Regions from separate parts of the Homo sapiens genome. Here regions 2 and 3 are each linked to region 1. The links are chromatin loops, found by intact Hi-C in ENCODE. Cell type or tissue: heart right ventricle. All regions are shown on one strand.

Region 1 (2,500 bases):
CCCGGAACTTAAAGTAAAATAAAATAGATAAATAAATAAATAAAATTAGATTAAATTTTAAAAAAGAAGAGGTTTAATGGACTCACAGTTCCACATGGCTGGGGAGGCCTCACAATCATGGTGGAAGCCAAAGGAGGAGCAAAGGCATGTCTTATATGGTGGCAGGCAAGAGAGTAGGTGCAGGGAAACTGCCCTTTATAAAACCAGCAGATCACATGAGACTTACTCACTGTCACAAGAACAGCACGGGAAAACCCCACCCCCATGACTCAATTACCTCTCACCAGGTCCCCCCCCACGACACTTGGGGATCCAGCAGACACCACCACCACTTCATCCCACTTCAAATGTGGTCTCCCATGCTCGAGAAGCAGTACTCACCTTCTGGTCTGCAAAGCGCCATCCTGGCATAATTTGCCTTGGCATTTGTCTTTTAACGAGTATTTTAAACGATCTTTTAAACGAATATAATATCTTTGGAAGCCCTTATTTGCATGTATTAGTTATGATATACCTAATAAACATTCCACCACTCTAATTTACCAATCTTTACCAGTTATAAAAGCAGAAACTATAATCATGTCTTTCAAAATAAGCCTTGGGCTGTTTTGTAGCAGTGAAATCGATAGTTGTACTTAACCTAAAGAACCTGTGAGAATCCCACTGCAGTGTTGAAATTTAACAATTAAGCAATACTATCCCTGGCTTTCATCATTGAATTTCACAAAATATGTTATTTGCTGGGAAAACAGTTGAATCGGCCTGATGACGTGAATAATCTCAGGCCTGACAAGGATATAGCTGTATTATAATTCCTTAGTGTCCTTAAATGTAAGCTACTTTTGCAATTAATACTAAATCTAACCTCGCTTTTTCCGTAATTTCTATAATTTCATCTGAACGTAGTAACAGGTTAGCAGGGGGCCACCAGCCTGGGCGCTCTCGGTGTTATACTGTCCTCTCGTGGTAAATATGGAGAACTGCAGCCTGACGGCTTTTTCCTCTTTCAGTTTCCTGTTCCATTATTTTGCCGTGCTATACATATCCTTGTAAACTGCCTTAAATTCTTTCTAGGACACAGCAAAATCTAAAATAAATAGATAAACAAATGTATAAGATGAGAACTGTTGACTAGGAGCTTAAAACATGGGTTGGAAAACCCATCTGCTTGGGTTCAAATCCCAGCTCTTAAAGCCCAGCACAGTGGCACGCACCTGTAGTCCCAGCTTCTTGGAAGGTTGAGGCAGAAGAATGGCTCAGGTTCAGGGGAAAAATAAAAAATGAAAATTCCAGCTCTGCCACTTAATCAGCTGTGAGAACCTGGGTTATCTACTGGGGTGGAGATAGTCTCTCTCTATGCCTAGCTCCTCATCTGTAGAATGAAGATAACAATAGCCTGCATTGCATAGTGCTGATATACCTCCATGGCAAGCACTAGGAACAGAACTACTACTCCTTCTCAAAAACAAACAAAAAACAAAAAACCAAAGTGAGAGCTTTATCACCTAAAAGGTCAATTACAGCTTATTCTTAAATACAGTGGAACAGAAGTTCTCTGGGACCTACAGACCACTTCCCCACTGTGTCCAAATTGGACACAGAGTGCAGAAAACTGAAACTGCAACCCAGCTGAGCTGTGATTGTGTCTTTTTTCACTGGAAGAAGTAAATCATAGAATGTTAGTGTTGTACATTGGACTTTGGAGCACATTCCGTTTGGCCTCCTCATTTTACAGTTGAGGAGTTTGAGGCCCAGAGAAGTGATAACTCAGTTCTCCCGATGCATTTCCATGATGCGATCACTGCTTCATGCTCTGAGTCCTTGTAAACACAGGAATTTCCAGGAAGAGGAAAGGGCAAAGCTGTGATCAACCAGCCATAGTTTTCCCAGCCCTAGTTTTCCCCATGCAGCTGCAGAAGTCACCGTGGAATGACCCACGAGCAAGGCCACAGGCACAGACACTTCGGGAGCTGACAGGAATAGATCTTTAGAGACAGGAAGGCTTTCCTACCCAACCCCACCATCAATTTTTTAAAAGCAAGCATTTCCCACAAGGTAAATATAAGAACTAGTCTGGTCAAAGGATAACAAGGCAGTAGGTACTGGAAATTCCGGACAATTTGTACTACTCAAGCTAACTGCAATGCAAGACAGGCTCTGGAACTTAAGGCAAAGCTATTATGTCCGGCTCTGCCACAATTTTAGAATCCGCGTCCCCTGTAGTGGACTGTGATGCACCACCATGTTCTGTCCTCAACAGAGGTTGTCCTCTGACAACCCTCTCTGAAAACTGCCCTCAGCTCAAGAAGGTTGCTTTGTTCAAGGTCAAGCCCCCCAGTACTTAGTCAACGAGAAAGTGTAGAGACTCAGCACTCCCAGAGTGATGGGGGACCACTCCAGAGCCCCTGGGGTTCTGCTGAGGCCCTGCTGAGATTGCATCACAGCCCAGCTGCCCCCTCACCTGAGTATTATCCTGAGGACACGCCCAGAGAGATGTCCT
Region 2 (2,500 bases), 290 kb before region 1:
GACTTGTTTAATACTAGTTTCTCTCTCCCCTACTTAATCAGAATACATTATTCAGAAAGTTTTCCACAACCCATCAGGATGTAGCCAGTTTGGCTGATCACCTAGAAGGGACCCCTTTTTCCCAAATCTAGGTTGGTTCTTCCCGCTTCCTCAATGCCAAGGATAAGGGCACATCAGACAGAGTCACTGCCTCCATCCTGCCCCAATGACCTCTGCTCTGTAGACCTCTGGTCCTGCAGGCTAACCTCTGAAGGACCAGGGCTCTCCATCATGGGAGGAGCAAAATCTTCCCCTCATAAAACCCCATGATTTACATGGTAGAACTGTGCTTTGTATCTTGTACACACTACCACCAAATGACCCTATTCTGCTTCTACCTTCTTCCTTCCGCAAAACCAGATACACAGCAGGCCCCATTATGGTTTTAGGGTATATAAGATGGTTTCTCATATATTACATTTCTGTAGAGGAGTGAGCATTGTTACTCCCTGTACTCTACAATGAGTTTTGAAAGGAAAAGTCAACTCTGACTAAGATCACACAGCTGTTGAGGAATAGGTTTGGGATTTGAACCCCGATATACTCAGTTCTTTCCATTATGTCCACCAATCTGTTTTCTTTTCTTTTTTGTTCTATATTGCCTCCTGTTTTCTCCAACACAAAGTGTCTATGGACTTCACCTTTTAAAAATGACTGTATATAAGTGAAATGTGTTTGGCTTTAGTTGTTTGCCTTCACAGCTATCTTTTTGAAAACAAAGTGTGGCTAGGTGTAAACCCTTGGGATTCTGAGACAATAAGTAAAAGATGAAATAGCATTGCAAACTTCTGACATTTTTGAACTGTGTATCAAGATTTGTGGCATATGTATTTGAGTCTGCTACAGGAAAATTCCCAGAGCACATACCACAATTATTCCCAAAGTACCTTGAACTGAGATGCCTAGTCAGTTCCTATAACTGGGTGCACCAGAGATCGCACTGTACTCCATGCCATAAGCCTTCACAGGTACAGGTTTTTCTAAAATGGAGCTTGTGCAGAGGCTATAGTCGTTTTGCACAATGAAAGAGGCTGTCTTCAATGTGCATTTCGATGTGTGCTATGGGAATCAGGACTAACCACGACCCATGGAGACAATGCTGCATGACTTGGAGAGTGCAACGTAAGACGCAATGACTCTGAGCCTGCACCACGCCATCTGACCTCAGGATCTCCCTGCAGGGATACGAGGAGATCTTAGCCATATAGCCTTTCTATTGCCCTCTACTGTCTAGGGATAAAATGACAGAAAACACAGTTCTGCATTTTGGAAGTTTGCTTAATAACTAAAAAAATAAAAATAAAAATTACTCTTGGGCTGAAAGCAGGTTTTCCAAGTTTTGGTTCATAATAAGTAGTTTTTAAACATTTAAAAATAGGGGTATGTAATAAAATGCTGAGAGACTCTCTGGAGACCGCTGCTGCTGGCACTGCTCTAATAGAAAGCATACGCCATTGAGCTAACATTCTGTTCTTTGACTGAAGAAGAAAACAAAGCTGTTAAAAGCTGGTAAGCTCATTTTCCAATAGCAATAGCATTAATATCTTTCAAGTCACTCCTAACCATACCTAATTAGAGGTTTATAAGGGATGGCTCTTCTGGAAGGGTCACCTCAGGTTACGTAGCCCACAGATTTGCTGTTGATTGTTGGCAACAATGGATTTGTGTAGATTTTCTGCTCAGCTCGAGGTGATTATCTTTTTTCTTTTTTTTCTTTTGCTGGTGTGTCTCTTATTTTGACTGGCTGAGGTTGGGCTGGACGATGAGGCCCTGATTTGAAAGCAGTGCCAGGTTGTTGCTGGAGATCTGCACTGACAGATTGTTGAAAACTTATTAGTCTCTGACGTTTTAACAGCCTGCAATGGGATAGAAATCTGCTCTTTCACTGGAAAAGCTTAAAAAGGAAAACATGAGCTCGAGCTGAAATCAGCCCCAGTTCCAAATCTGCCGTCCTCTGGCACCGGAGTGCTGAGGGCTGCCACAGTGTGTAGAGATTGAGGCCTGACTATGCCACCCACATGGTAGACAGGACTCTGCATAAAATGATGTGGCCCTGGGCCACTGTCACGTAGGAGACCCTGAAAATGTATCTTCTGGGAGCTGGGGTGTTCTCAACACTGGGTGCTAATGGCTTCAGCAGTAGGAGAAATCAGCCTCACTGAGGTTTCAGCTGGGTGGCTGGGGGGATTCTTTTGGTCATAGCCATTCTATAAGATAATTCAAGAAAAAGGACTAAGAAACACTTCAGCTTGGTATCCTCTTTGGGGTAACTTCTACCTCAAATGGGCAAAATGATGGCAGCCGGTATCACTGGTGAGAGACATCTGGAGCCAATTAAGAGCTCTAATACAGAGATAGCTATATTGTAATTATTTGATACAATGCTAGAGTAATTCATTAAGCATCCTGGTTCTTCGAAAGCAAACCAAGCCTCTCCAGTCCAGTCCATAAAGATTTTTTT
Region 3 (2,500 bases), 720 kb before region 1:
ACAAAGCTGTAACCAATCCAGCTGGTTCTGTACCTCACTTCCATTTTCTGTGCCTCACTCCTTTTTCTGTCCATAAATCTTCCAGCACATGGCTGCGCTGGAGTCTCCGAGCCTACTCTGTCTGGGAAGGCTGTCTGATTTGCAAATCATTCACTGCTCAATTAAATTCCTTTAAATTTAATTCAGTTAAAGTTTTTCTTTTATCATAACCTTTGACCTTTCTCCTTTTCTTATACCCCATATCCAACCTATCAGATTACTATAGGTTCGAACCCAAATCCTATGAAACAGAGGATATGGTTATAATTTTGAGGGAAGATTTTTTTTTTCTCTACCTGAACTTTAGCCCCTACAAACAAACTTCCTTGTTTATCTTTGCTGCTGTAATCTTTTAAGGGTTCCACTTTTATGCAAACATCTTAGTTCTCACACTGAGCAAGGCCTTGAATCCTATGCTTTGGGAGGCCATTGCATTCTAAGACTACATTCCTGGCATCAGCAAGTGCCCCTCTAGTAAAAATGCCCTCAGCCCCTACTTTCCACTCTTGTTTTAGTTCTTTCTTCTCTTTGGCCCCCGAGGAATTCAATGATGCAATTTAGTCAGCATTTCTAGCTGGTTTTCAGGTTTTTTTTTTTTTTTTCAGAGTATCTTTGTGACATATTGGGAAAAGAGGAATTCCTTCTCTCTCAACTGTTAATACATGTTGAAAGGAATTTTATGAGTAATAGTAATGGCTTTGTAATAGTGATTGTTACTCAAATTTAGCAGATGACTTACTGAAGTAATTAAACCTTCCTTATACCCTTTCTGTGGGTGGCATGCCACGAAAACTCGATCAACCTGTATACATGGGTTAGGTAGAACCCACTGAGCTTTCCATTATGTATAAAGCTGTCTGTAGATTTACTGGCTGTGTATAAATACCATTTTATTAGGAAAATGTTTTGGTTTAGGTCTCAGAAGGTCCCATGAAAAACAGTAACTTCTGCAGAGACTAAGGGGAAGAGTTAAAAAATAGTAATAATTTAAAAATCCATTTCAGCATATGATTAATTCAGTTGTCTAAAGCAATGAGCACTAGATGGCAGCATATCAATGTGTATCGTTACCTGTGCCTGAAAGACCTCATTTTAAGGGTGTGTAAGGTCTTATTGCTGTTTTACCATGCACCAGTTTGCTATCCTGAACTATTTACTTTACTGTTTAATCTGTTGGTTTGAACTTATAATAGTTGATGAGATGTATTTGACACCAGGTTTGAAAATAGAGTTTCTAGATTAATAAATATACAGGATGGTGCCGGTACCACCAGTCTGTCTAGCAAAATATGCAAGAATTCAGAGCCCTTTCCTGTCATTAAAGGCCACCCTCCAGAGAGCTTATCTTTCATCTATGATAAGAGGTCTTCTGGTTGGACAAAAAGCACATTTTGGACACTCATTCCTGTCTTGAGTTTCAAACCTTTTGTGGCCGCTAATGTTTAACTTTTCATCTTACTATTCAAATGGCATCTCTTTACTAGATTGGAAACCACTTTCGTATCTCTTACCAAGTGTGAAAATAGGGGCCTCCCAAACTCTGTTGTGGGTAGTTACCAGGTCTTCTTCTCTAAAGGACTCAGGTCAGATATCTCTGTCACAGATGAGAAAGGAATTTCCTTCTTATCACATTTGATTGTATAATTAGTATTTAAAATGTAAAAAAGAAAAAATGACATAACTTTAATGTATAATTTAACTGGATGGCTCCATTTTTCTCTTGTTAACTCAGATCATTTATAATTTTTTTTCTTTTAAAATGTTTAGAATAAATTATTAAAGTACATGTTAATAATACAGGAGGGGGCTGGGCACAGTGGCTCATGCCTGTAATCCCAGCACTTTGGGAGGCTAAAGCGGGCGGATCACTTGAGGCCAGGAGTTCGAGACCAGCCTGGCCAACATGGTGAAACCCCGTCTCTACAAAAGTACAAAAAGTTAGCTGGGCGTGGTGGTGTGCGTCTGTAATCCCAGCTACTCGGGAGGCTGAGGTGGGAGGATCGCTTGAACCCAGGAGGCAGAGGTTGCAGTGAGCCAAGATTGTGCCACTGTACTCTAGCCTGGGTGACGGAGCAAGACCCTGTCTCAAAATAATAATAATAATAATAATAATAATAAAAAAAAATAGATAAATAAAGGGCTTACAAGGAAAAATTCCAAATCCCTGCTTCACCTATTCCTTGCCACAGTACTGTTCCTGAGACCAAATTGGCTTAAATAGCTTCTGTTTTTGTTTCTTCTGATGATTACCCATCTCTTACTACTATTTCTTGATTCATCAGTTTTAAATATTGTCTTAATCTATTGTGGAGAGAGATGGGCAGTGATTTAACTCATTAGCATTGCCTTCTACTGTCCCTATCCATCTCTTCCCAATAAAGTCATAGAAAGAGGCACAGCAGTATAATAGATAAGAGCACAGACTCAAGTCCTACTTGCACCACTTGCTGGCTGTATAATC

The links. Hi-C counts contacts between places; a loop is a spot of excess contacts. Peaks named below come from ENCODE experiments on the same cell type or tissue, not always from the same donor. Only the 100,000 strongest peaks of a DNase experiment are listed, where the experiment ranks them.
Region 2: a loop joins it to region 1, with 2.3 times the contacts of the local background. A loop is called at or near these places in 8 of 110 quality-filtered maps.
Region 3: it touches region 1 in a loop (3-fold over the local background); 48 of 110 quality-filtered maps call a loop at or near these places.

What each region holds. Positions count from the first base shown.
Region 1 is chr6:136,225,452-136,227,951 of GRCh38, forward strand. No RefSeq gene overlaps it. Among named protein-coding and RNA genes, the nearest start is that of MTFR2, 24 kb to the right of the region's middle. In heart right ventricle, a CTCF peak has its summit at 973 (motif pointing left); a DNase peak (open chromatin) is centred at 960; H3K4me3 peaks cover 672 bases; H3K27ac peaks cover 1,152 bases.
Region 2 is chr6:135,937,550-135,940,049 of GRCh38, forward strand. All of the region lies in intron 1 of PDE7B (phosphodiesterase 7B), which reads left to right. Among named protein-coding and RNA genes, the nearest start is that of PDE7B, 87 kb to the left of the region's middle. In heart right ventricle, a CTCF peak has its summit at 1,282 (motif pointing left); DNase peaks (open chromatin) are centred at 1,165, 1,452 and 1,993; H3K4me3 peaks cover 980 bases; H3K27ac peaks cover 1,193 bases.
Region 3 is chr6:135,505,370-135,507,869 of GRCh38, forward strand. All of the region lies in intron 2 of AHI1-DT (AHI1 divergent transcript), which reads left to right. Among named protein-coding and RNA genes, the nearest start is that of AHI1-DT, 8.8 kb to the left of the region's middle. In heart right ventricle, a CTCF peak has its summit at 1,085 (motif pointing right); no DNase peak of the experiment used is centred here.